Regions from separate parts of the Homo sapiens genome. Here region 2 is linked to region 1. The links are chromatin contacts, found by Hi-C in ENCODE. All regions are on one chromosome and are shown on one strand. The core of a region is the stretch at or near the end of the contact, and the rest is flanking DNA. Distances in the headings are between cores, read along the strand shown.

Region 1 (6,552 bases), core at 2,275-4,774:
GTCTGCTTTATAATTTGTTTCTGAAAATGCTCATTGACTTGAATGCCAGTTGGATTAAAGGGGAAAAAACTTATTTTATGATTTGTACAGCTGTTTCTGAGCCCAAATTCTTATAAAGGTACCCTGGTGGCATTTCCTTACCACAAGATTGACAGACTGGGGAAAGCTAAACATTTTCTTTTCTAAAGCATTAGTGAAAAATGGACCTATTTTCGGGATTGGCTTGTCCTTGGTAACAAGTTTAAAACCACTGAGTTGCATCATGACCATAAAGCAAAGAAGTTATTCCAATGTTTTAATTTCTAGCCAGTGTTTAAGCAGCTGCAACAGAAAATATAATTGCTCCTGACCTTCCATGTCATTCCCAGTAAACTGATTTTCCTGAGAAATTTCACAATGGTCATTTCCTCTTCATGTCCAAACAGATGTTTAGTGTTTTTAAGACCCTTTCTGTAAATGTCATATGGTACTTAAAGTATAATTTAGTGTGTACATGCTGTATGCTTTGGTGGTATTCTTTCATTTGAGAAAATATCAAAAATATCAGAGACTAGGAGGATAGGAAGTTTAGGTAGGATTTCTTGGGGGAAACCACATATGCACATGTTTCTTGAGGAGCTGACATCATTGAGATTTAGCAGTTGAAGTATCATTTAACCTAGCCTTTTTTTTTCATAATTTTTCTTGCATTCCTTAGTGGGTTTCATTACCATGTGAAGGCAAGCTCTGCAAAGATGAAGAGGCATCATCTGCTCCCCAGAGAGGGAAGGAGACTAATATAACGGAATTTCAGGGTGTGAGCAAGAGTGCAGACACACAAACCTCCTGTGGATTGTGGGAAACCAGACAGCTTTTTTTTTTTTTAATATTATTTAAACTCCAAATCTAAGGGGAGAAACACCGTGAGACTAACATGTTACAGTCCAAAAATAATTCCTTTTTCCAACAGAAAAAGGCTATGATATGTTTCTAATTGATAACATACTTGTACTTTTTTTCCCACAAACAAATCTTCTTTCTAAACCTGCTGGCTGTATTCTTATGGTCTTTGAACCCCACAATTTCTTCCCATTTCTGTCTAACTAAAGAACTTGTTGGTTAAAAGTTAGGTAAAAAAAAAAAAAAAAAAAAAAAAAAAAAAAAAAAAAAAAACCTTTAATTTCTTAAAATATTTAAACACAGGTTGGTTTCTTTTTTTTCTGTTTTCCTTTTAGATGAACTATTTAGTAATCTAAAACAATCATCTTATTATTATATGATTTAACTTTCCTGTTTATGCAATAGAAATTGTAAAATGCTAAATATAAATCTCTCAACAAAAATAAATTTTTCTCTTGCTCTCACTCCTAATGAGTGGTATGTTCAGATAGATCAGAGATGAAAAACAATAAGAGAAACCTGAAGTTGAATTTATTGGACATTTAGAACATTGTTGACCTAAGAGACATTAGAAATTGAGGTGGGGATATAGAGAACATTAAAAGAAAGAGAATTTACTGCTGAGAATAGGGAAAAGGGTGGGAAGTGGCTATAAAATAATGATTGCTGCTTTCCATAAACCACATAAAAAACCCATCTCATTACCATATAGACATGGGTATACACACAGTAAAACCTTTGTAATACTGCATTTTAGAGGAAATGAGTTGCCAGCTAATGTCAAGTTATGGTTAATAAAGACTTAGTTCATGTTATCTCAGGTGGTATCCTTCTTGTACCTCCCTTATTCTCCCGTTAAAGTCTTAGTTAGACCTAAGGCATAAAAGCTCAGTGGTTATAGAAGTAAATCATTATTATTTATTTAAAGAGAAAAGACTTTAGTACAGCAGGGATCTACCTTCTCACTATTCATCAAAATGGTTACATGACAAAATGGGCCCGTTAACCTCCATGTTTCTTTCCTTTCAGCATCCTTATCAATGAATCCTTTGCAAATAGCTAGATTCATCTCATTAATTTTAGGAGAAAGGGATCAATACACATACATTTATCTTACATTATGTGTATATATTAGATTCCATAGCTATTGAAACAGATATATGACACTCTGAGGAAAAGCAAGGAATAAACACTAGAGCCACTCACTGATCTTTTAAAGTAGAGCTAAATATAGCTGTCCAACTTCCATGTCCTTGATCATTTAAATGTTAGTCCAAACTTCATGCAGTATGAAAGTAGATAATAGACATCTATATCTAATATACTTCCCCTAGTTCTTTTTAATTTTTGGTCTTCTCCTCTGAGTTGCATAGACCTTAAAAAATGTTGATGGTCCACTCTCCCCAGTGAGAATGCTGCTTTCATTGATCAAGCCCTTTTCAGCATAAAATTCTGTGCCAGAAGTGAGGATGCAAATGAGACACAAATGCTGCCCTTGAGGAGTCTGATATGCTAGCTTGAGGGACTGACTCTCAATTCTCTTTACCTAAACATCTGGGCCTAATACTGGCCCTTTAGAATAACTACTCTTTCCCATGTCCTCACAGCTTTGGTTCATCAGAACAGTTCTCATATTCTTCAAGCATGAGACAGTAAACTTTATGTTTGGGATTTGCGTTAGGGGAAGTGATGGTGCTGTGAGTCAGAAGTTCTTAAAGTTAAAAATATGACAAATTACTTAGATATCTAGAGCTTTTTAAAACATACATTCCTAACCCCAGTTTGATCCTTCTGAATTAGATTTTCCATACATGAAGCCTATGGGATTCTGGTGGGCAGTAGAAGATAAACTGTAATTTAAGTGAGGTTTTTATAAGCCAGCTTGGGATCAGGCAAAGATCAGGTGAATCATTCTTGATCTATATTTGTATTTTAATCTGTTTAAGAATTGTATGTAAAATACTTTAAAAGCTTGGACTGGGGAATCATTCATTGTCCAAGTGTGGGGTACATTTTCACATCAACTTTTCTGTTTCTGTTCTTATGCAATTATAAGTCCACATTATGCATAATAAATAGTGAAAGAATTTCCTCTGTCAGTATATTGCCATAGGTATTTCTGACAGATGCATGCAGACAGATGTGAAGTTTTTTTTTTTTTTTACCATATAAGCAAATATAATCACATTACATATTTTGTACAGAATCAATCTGATTGTATGTTAAACAAATATATGCAGTGTATGTTTAGTCAGAGGGTCTTAGGAATATATCCAGAGACAACTGGAAAATTTTTGTTCATAAACAAAAATTTTTACCACCAGCTCCAGTGAAACATTTCAAAGGGATCCATGTGTGCTAAATGCAAATTGTACCTTCATTTGGAATTGTATTCAATCTTTAAAGTCCATGTAGCCTCAGAAAGCCCATCTTTCGTCCATGCAAGCCTTGGGATGTGTTTAAGGCATTACAGGTAGAGTGCCAGAGCCACCTGACCTTGCTGCTTTCCAATCCTCTTCCTTCCCCCGCCTTCAGAGCAGAGAGTACCAGCCTAGTAGACTGGCACAGGCAGCCTGAGCCACGCTAGCCTCTATGTGGTGTGCTCTGTGAGCCTTAGTTGGAGAGGTTCTGGCTCCTTCTGTCACATATGATTCTGTGGTTTTGAACATCAGCTTTTTTTCCTTTTCCACTTTTTCCCTAGTGCTCCAGACTTTTTTTGTGCAGAAAGCAGCCTCTCACATCATCCTGCATTAATCATCATATACCCCTCAAATCAAAAGTGGAAAAGACCCAGTGATTCAGTCATCTGTTTGCTAACAGTAATCTTTTTGTGGGTTTGTGTGTCTGTGTCCTTTGTTAAGTTCTGTTTTAAAAGAATACAGGCTCCCAGACTGCTGGGGTGTGGTGTGCTTGCAGTAACCTCTCTGTGAGATGCTCCAGAGAGAAAGGCTTCCCAGTGAAAACACTAGACTCAGAGTTGTCTTCAACTCACATAGCCCATGACCCTGAAAAAAAAAAAAAAAAGAAAGAAAGAAAAAGAAGAAGAAAAGAAGCTCTTTTTGGAGCACATTTTTTCTCATCATTAAAGTGAAGAAATAGAACCAGATTGTCTTTAAAGTTCTCATTATTTTATCTTTCTATGGCTCCTTCTAGGAAGTTTGTCTTCTCTAATTTGGCTTAGATACCATATATTTTATTTAGTCATCATTTTTTCCCTATATCTTTATTTATCTGAGTGACGATGTCATCTTTCCTCAGGGCTGGGTGGTTTCTATTCACATCTTTTGCAGACTGATTGCAAAATTATCCTTAAGGGAACACAAGCATCGACCAGCATTTATAAATCCCTGGCAGCACACCACAGATGGTTAATGAAATAAAATGCATTATCTCATAGGCTTAGCTAATCTCAAAGTTATGGACCATCTCTGGATGTGAGGACTTAATATGGAGGCAAGCTGTAGAGTGACAAATTAAAGCTGATAAGATTGCTGCTCTGCCTCATCCTCCAAATATTCATAAACTTTGAGCCGACTCTCTCACAGGAAGCAGGGATCACTACGGAGCTATGCTACATATTGCACTTGCTTGATAAACATGCATGAACATGAAATATAGGAAATACTAGGCACAGTTACCATCACCTGTTGCTCAAAGTAAAATTAAGAAAAAAGCTGGGTTCAGAAATGTTTACTTTAATCTAATTATACAGTGTGTTCAAATTTGTCTCACTTAAGAACTAGCTAAGCAGTGGTCTCCAACCTTTTTGGCACCAGAGACCAGTTTCGTGGAAGACAATTTTTCCATGGATGGGAAGGATTTGTTGGGCGGGGTGGGGGGAGGGTTGTGGGGAATGGTTTTGGAAAGTGTTCCACCTCAGATCATCAGATATTCTCATAGGTGCACAATCTAGATCCCTCACATGCCCAGTTGGAATACAGGGTAGAAGCTACTATTGAGAATCTCATGCTGCTGCTGATCTAATCTGACAGAAGGAGGAGCTTAGGTGGTAATGCTGGCTCGCCCACCACTCATCTCCTGCTGTGTGGCCTGGTTTATAACAGACCATGGAGGGTACCAGTCTGCGGCCTGATGGTTGGGGAACCCCTGAGCTAAGGGACTGATAGAAACATTTTATAAGTAAAATTAATTAAACGCATACACACACAAATAGTTATTTTTAAAAAATAGTACACAAATATTATCAGCTTGTTGATCCCAAATGTAAAAGAAAATCCTCAAATGTTTACATAATTAAAGAAATGATCACTATCTTTATTGAATTTTCACATGCTCTTACCATTCTTAGCTTAATCTGGTAAGAATGAGGTCATAGCAAATTCTTTGGGTAGTGAATTCTAGGTCTCCAGATTTGTAGTAAAATAAGGTACATAAAGTAGACAAAGAGAAACAAAAATGCATTTTAGTTTGGTTCCTTTTTCCTCATTTACTTGAAATACAAATATATATCTATGAATAATCACATATAATTTCTCCTAATATTCCATAAATATAAATTACAATTTCTAAGGATTGAATATTTAATAACAGTCTTTTCAAAATGATAAAGCAAGCACATAATCTTGTTCTTGTTTATTGTAGCAAATGTCAGAGCAGTTTACTGCAGAAATTAAATTGTTATTTATTTTGACTGTTGGGTTAAACAATTCTCTCATTAGGGGAAAAATATACTGCTAAAATAAGTGATAGTTATATGAAGAATTAGATAAGCATTAGTGGAAAAAACCCACCAGTGTCTCTGTTTCCTTAGCAGAACAGGCTATACAGTGTTGCAGCAAGACAGACATCCTCACATAGCAGAGGTGCTAGGGACAGCATCCCTATAGGCAACTACTGGAACTTCTCTAATGTACTTGTAGTTTGCAGATTCTCTGGTTACACTAGCCCTTGCTAACATTGTTCTTCTTTGAATTTGATTAGTCTGAGTTCATTCATGATTCTGTAACCATGTGAGTGGAAAGGGAAACAGGGCTCTCTGCTGCCATATTGCTTGGTTTTCATGCCTAGATTCAAGAATTCTTGAACGTGCATTGGACACAGATCACTCATGGATGCTTTCCACAGCAAATGATTAGCTTCTTACAAATAATTTAAAAGCATTGAGATTGTAATATTTCTTTGGTTTTGTCCTTAAATTTTATATATAACTATTTTATCACATTTACTAGCTATTTTTGTGTGTCTAAGTAGCAAAGACAATGTTACAATTGCAAATCTAGGCTAGGATCCTTGGATAACCAGCTTCCAAATGGCCCCCAATGATCTCCACCTCCTGATGTTTATATATTTGGGTAGTTTCCATGTATATTGTTCCAGGAGATTCCAGATCAGTGTGACCAATAGAATATGGCAGAGGTGATGTTATGTCACTTCCAAAATTAAGTTATAAAAGATTCCCTGCTATATGCTTCTGTTGTACTCTGTACTTTTCCTTCATAATACTTACATATAAGTAACATTCTGTGTCTATCTTTATTTTTTTTATTTTTTTTATTTTTGTGACGGAGTCTTGCTCTGTCACCCAAGCTGGAGTGCAGTGGTGCAATCTTGGCTAATTGAAACCTCTGCTTCCTGGGTTCAAGCAATTCTCCTGCCTCAGGCTCCCGAGTAGCTGGGATTACAGGTGCGTGCCACCATGCCTGGCTAAATTCT
Region 2 (6,281 bases), core at 2,402-4,901, 350 kb after region 1:
AGACCTAAAACTATGAAACTACTGGAAGAAAACTTAGGAAAAGAGCTCCATGGTACTAGTCTAGGCAAGCGTTTTTTGAATAAAATTTCAAACTCATGGGTAACAAAAACAAATACAGATAAATGAGATTACATCAAACTAAAAGCTTCTGCACAGCAAAAGAAACAATCAACAGAGTGAAGAGACAACCTACAGAATGAAATAAAATATTTGCAAACTATTTACCTTATAAGAGGATAATATCCAAAACATGTAAGAACTGAAGTAACTCAACAGTAAGAAACAAATAACACAATTGAAAAACAGGCAAAATATTCATTTCTCAAAAGAAGACATACAAGAATATTAGGTATGCAGACCAACAGTATATTAAAAAATACTCAATATCACTAATCATCAAGGAAATGCAAATTAAAATCACCAAATATCACCTCATACCTGTTAGAATGGTTATTATCAAAATGGCAAAAGATAATGAATGTTAGTAAGAATGTGGAGAAAAGGGAACCCTTGTATACGGTTGTTGGGAATGAAAATCAGTACAGCCATTATGAAATACAATATGGAAGTTCCTCAAAAATCTAAAAATAGAACTATCATATGATCCACCAATCCCATTACTGGATATATAGCTACAGAAAATGAAATCAGTATGTTGAAGAGATAGCTGCATCCCACCTTGATTGTAGCATTATTCACAACAGCCACGATATGGAATCAACTTAAGTGTCCATCAATGTATGAATGAAGAAAATACAGTATATACACACAATGGAATACTATCCAGTCATAAAAAAGAAGAAAATCCTGTCATTTACAACAAGCAAACATGACTAAATATATCCATAATAGGAGGCAGTGAATAAGACAATCAATGCAAGGGGAAAAAATGCTAAATCCTATAATAAAACCCCGAAATAAAAAAGATTCAAAATTACATATCAAAAAAGCATATTATATATGCTTTTATCCAACTTATAACAACCCAGAATGACCAACTTCAAGACATATTTTAAAATTTTTTTGAGATTAAAAAAAGGCAAGCTCTTCTGGACAACAGACTTAGAAGGAAAGAAAATTGGGTCATCACTGAATTTTTCTACAGCAACACTTTATGGCAGAAGTAAATGGATTAATACATTTAAGATAATCAAGAGTAAAAACATAGGTCAAAGATTTCATACCTAGCAAAGGGACTTTCAAGAATAAAGAGCATTCCTGCCGGTCTAGTGGTTAGGAAAAAAAGGAAGAAAAGGCAAATTTGCAAGTTATCAACATTCAAGAACTCTAGAAATATTGTTCCCATGAGGCCTTCTTGAGAAACCTACCAGAGAGCAAACTTCACAAAACCAAAATGACTAGAGAAACATTGACATAAAACTAGTGGTGAACACTAATACATAACTACTTGTAAAATTAATACTAAAAGAGAGCTAAAAATGAGAGATTATAATATTTAATATTATATGTAGATACAGGACAATGTAAGACAATTTATTTAAAAAACAGATGAGAGTGGGGAGAGCAAATTAAAAAATTGTTTTTTCTAAATAATATTGGTGGTAATAGAATTGCTATCCTGAGACAATTATGCAGGTGATGTAGGATAAAGGAAATGAGAAATTTTCAGAAATTCTAATTATATTATCCCCTGTGTCCTTGGGAACTGAGTTTCTTAATGTGAAAGAGAAGAGATACAGATGTAATATAAAACAAATTAAGTAAAACCTTTGTACTCCAAAATTTGTATAGGAAGTACCAGTGTGAGTTTACGAGGTATTTTATCTTTAATATGAACTTATTAAATATAAAATATGCATATATGTGTGTGTGTATTTTTATATATACACACATGCGCACACACACACATGCATACAAATTGCATTAGCTCTGTCCACTGAAAAAGATCAGCTCTGAAAACCTTAACTCTGTCCATCGAAAAGATCTAGAAATGATGACCAACAGAACTGCAATGAGCAAACCAAATATTATATTCCCACCAAAGAAAAAACAGATTACCATTGTGTGGTCTTTCTTGCTAAAACTATCAAACCTAAGGTAGGTTTTGGATAAAGATGACGAGTTTGACTTCGACATGCTGTGTTACACAAACGGAACAGCACAGGAATTGAAAATAAAATGAAAATAAACATTCAAGTGTTATTCAATTTGTTAAGAAAAATAGCAGAGGTCTAACTATGAGAAATCAAGAATCAAAGCACGGATAAATAATAAATATCCATCACAACATTTAGAGAAGTGAGAGATGTTTAGAAGAGGTAATAAAATAATGGGAGTCATATAAGGAGAAAGTTTAGAGAAGCAACTTCTTGAAGTATTAGTTTTCAGCCAAAGACTTAAGTGTACAAGATAGTCATCAGTTCCCTGGCCTTTTCATAGTGTAGTTGCAATAATAATTGCATCATAAAATTACAAAACACACACACAAAAGCTGGAAACTTCATTTGCACTTCAAATTTAAATCACACAGCAAAAATAAAATCTTTGCAACTGTACATTGTGCAGTTATTAACATCTTCATTTTCTAAAGGAGAAGACTGATACACAGAGATATCAAAAGACTATGGAAATCTTAGTTAATTGGTGGAAGAAGAAAATGAAGCCAGTTTGCTGCTGTTTCATTATCAATATCAGGGTCTATTTTGGGGGGATCCTGTCTCTATTCTTGAACATTCTAACTAGAATATTGAAAGACTGTCTTATGTGTGTCATTTATCACTATGTATTTATCAATATTCAGCTAAGAAGAAATTTCAAATTTATAGCTTGATTCTGTATCTTGGAAAACATCAAGGCCCTATCATAGCAAGATGGACAACAGAGGGTGCCCTTCACTTTGAGCATAAGATGCATTGACTAATCATTTCCTGAATCATTACTAAGTGATGCTTCATACAATTCTTGGCAACCGAGTCTTTTAAACTGCAACAGATGTGAAGTGGTGAGTAATATACTTCCGTATTTTTCTCCCTAAAGGCAGTTGAAATCAAATAATCATAGTCAAAGTGAAGGCAAACTCACGATAGTTAATTAAATTTCTATGCCAACGGAAAGCCTTATATAATACCTGGAGATGTTAACAAAGAAAGCTTTGCAAAATGAAATCAGAAGCTACTTGGTGTTAACTGATTTCCAGCTCAAAAGAGAGGGGGACAAGTAGTAGGAAAACTTTCATGCTGATAGTAACAACGGACTTCCAGGAAAATGTCGTTAGTAACAAACAGTGCCTTTGCTAATTGCTTTTTAGATTTTTCCACTGAGTAGAGTTATATATTCCCCATACAACTTATTAGGAAAACATTTACTTAAACCCTCCTTGACTTTTCACTGAAACAACAGTAAAGGGCATCACCTTCTAGTACTTGAGTTGAACAAAATGCTTTCAGCAAAGTCATTCTATATTTGCAGTAAACTAATTTCTCACAAAGAATGAAAGTTCCATACAGGGAAAAAGTAACAATTTTCACCACAATTTGTAAGAGATGCTTTCACAAGAAAAATGAAGCATAGAATCCACAGGTTTCAAATGAAAAACTTGTCTGAAAATAAGGTGAAGGGCTGGCAAACTTCCTGGTTTCCCCAAGAGTTTCAGGCTGAGAAGCCCATTGCAGCACGTGTACATCTCTCCTAATCCTTTTAACCCCAACCCCACACACTTACATGCAAAGCATTGGAATCCTTAAAAATCGCTAGAACTGATGACTAAGACTTGATGTTGTTCTAGGAGCTTCTTCAGAACTCCTGGTAACATTTTTCCTGTCTGGATGTGCAAACTTTATATTATTAACTACATCAAATGAAAACCATCCCCCTCCGATCCTTTTGCTTTACATTCAAAGTAAAAGAATGAATTTCTATTTTATTAATTTCAGGTTCCTTCAGATATGTAATTTAATATGCCAGTGATATAAATAATTCTCCAGAAAACAAAGCGCAGATTCTCAGGTTTTCCAAGGAGAGGATTTTCTCACTGTATCCCCCAGGCTGGAGTGCAGTGGTGCAATCTCGGCTCACTGCAACCTCTGCCTCCCAGGTTCAAGTGATTCTCCTGCCTCAGCCTCCCGAGTAGCTGGGATTACAGGTGCCTGCCACCATGTCCGGCTAATTTTTGTGTTTTTAGTAGAGACGGCTTCACCATATTGGCCAAGCTGGTCTCAAACTCCTGACTTCAGGTGATCTGCCAGCCTCGGCCTCCCAAATTACTGGGATTAGAGGCATGAGCCACTGTGCCCAGCCAGGGTTTTCTTTTTAATATCAAAAGCTTTGCAGACCCTGTTGGTGGTAACGGTTGTATTTTTATTATAAGGTGATTAAGAAATTCTAATGATGACAAGAAGTTACTAAGTATGCAGTATCATTTTGTAATGATTTATATTTTATCTACAATATCAACATCTACATATACTTGAAAAAATAACATGTTTACTCCATAATAATGAGATTTATACCCATAGGAATTTGTAAATATTATCAAATAAATAACTCTCTACCCACTGCTTTTCCTTTTCCCTCTTGAGAGCACCACTACTGTTTTCCAGAGGGCTCATTTTTGTCTTAAGATCCTTCACATGTATCCATAAAAATTAAGAATAAATGTATAAAATAAAAATTCTTCATGTGTTGAAAGAGGATTCAATACACACCCGAGTATTATGGTAAGAAGCAGTGCTGTTTTCTCACTCAGCTGGCTCCACTACGTCTCCTACAGACCTAGGCTGAGGTGAAGCAGCTGGCGCTTTATGGCTCCTCAATGTGCTACCTCTCTTACCTTCTCAATTTCAACTAATGACATGCATCTTTCCTTTACCTGTCTAAGCTAGGCACCTTGGCGAGGTCTCTTGACCCATTTAATCCAACACAAGTTATGCCTGCTACTACTGTTCCCGTTGAGCTGTTCACATTTTCACATCTGGTTAATGCTAGAGTCATTGGTCATATTACTGCCTGAGTTGTTTTTCCTAGGCACAGACTGCAGGCTATCACAGAGCCCAACTCTTACCTCACACGAGGCCTTCCCCTCTACCTTTTCCTTCCTACTTCCCACTTGAAGTCTTAACCACCTTTTGAACACTGAAGACTCAGCGAAAATGTAACTTCCACTGTCAGTTACCTCGGTTTCTCTAAAAGTGTTTTATCTTATTGAATTTACACTTAATGCCACCTAAACAAATGATTTCAAAATAATCTAACATCTCCTATCATAGTTTGCAAGCAACACAGGGCAGGGACTACATCATCATTACTGTGGTCTATTCAATAGATGTCTATTCGTGGCTGTCGCACACATCTCTATCAAAAGCTTCTAACAGCTCTCCCAGATTGTACAAACTCAAGTTCAAGAACTAGGTTTATCAGAACCCAAGTGGCCCCTAATCTCTCTCTTTATTCACATCTCTCTACCATTAGCTTCACATCTGTCTACCACTTTACTAGTAATTATCAGATATTTCAGCTACATGGCCTCATTTTCTGTCTTTCAAATGTATTTTTTTTTTACTTTCACATAATGCTGTGTTTATTCACTTAATACATTTTCCCCTGATAACCCTTTCTGGTCACTCTTCAAGTCCATCTACTAATCTTTCTAACTGTTGAAGTCTTCCTCATCTTTTATACATAATTAAAATGTTAGCACTTCTGAGGAAACATCTACATTTTATCATTGAGAATTAATGTCCTTTTTTTTTCTTGTGTCTCAGAGTGCTTCACATATGCTTCATTCATATCAGAAAACACAGTAGAGTCTATGCCTTCCTGTGGCAACAACTAAAGCCTAAAATTTCAACAATTTAACCTAACAAAGCTTATTTCTTGCTTATAGAGAATTCAGATAGGTCTGGCATCTTCCCAGGGCTGTTCTCTATGAAATGACTTCATTGGTCCACCAGGCTGCTTCCAAATTATGTCTCTGCTATGGAAACATGAGGCTTCCTTAATCACCTCAGGAGGACAGAAGAAACTGAAGACTCTGCGGGGGATTTTAATGACTCAGCTCAAAAGTGACGTGCTGAGAATCTACAGGCAAAATCAGTCACATTGCCTAGCTTAATGCAAGTGTGCCTTCAAAAAAGAGGATGACTGGGTATTGGTGAGCACTCATATTAAGTATCAGAGAAACTTACTGCATTAAATATATTTATGTATTCACTTGTCTCTTTTTGCTAAACTGTGAGGTCAAGAGAAAAGTGGTAATTTCATTTCCATACCCCAGAACTTCAGCCAGTATCATGCGCTGAGTAAGACATCAATAAGTTATTGTT

What was found. A loop is a pair of places that touch in the nucleus more often than their neighbours do. Pooled maps may share reads with other maps.
Region 2: a loop to region 1 is called in a pooled map, with 4 times the contacts of the local background. The contact joins two enhancer-like sites. A Hi-C loop is called at or near these places in 1 of 50 pooled maps.

What each region holds. Positions count from the first base shown.
Region 1 is chr5:98,106,172-98,112,723 of GRCh38, forward strand. All of the region lies in intron 3 of LINC01846 (long intergenic non-protein coding RNA 1846), which reads right to left. Among named protein-coding and RNA genes, the nearest start is that of LINC01846, 52 kb to the right of the region's middle. Within about 2 kb of position 3,525, at least 4 of the 41 ENCODE cell types and tissues checked have a DNase peak (open chromatin) inside an H3K27ac peak, as active enhancers do.
Region 2 is chr5:98,452,205-98,458,485 of GRCh38, forward strand. No RefSeq gene overlaps it. Among named protein-coding and RNA genes, the nearest start is that of LINC01846, 290 kb to the left of the region's middle. Within about 2 kb of position 3,652, at least 2 of the 41 ENCODE cell types and tissues checked have a DNase peak (open chromatin) inside an H3K27ac peak, as active enhancers do.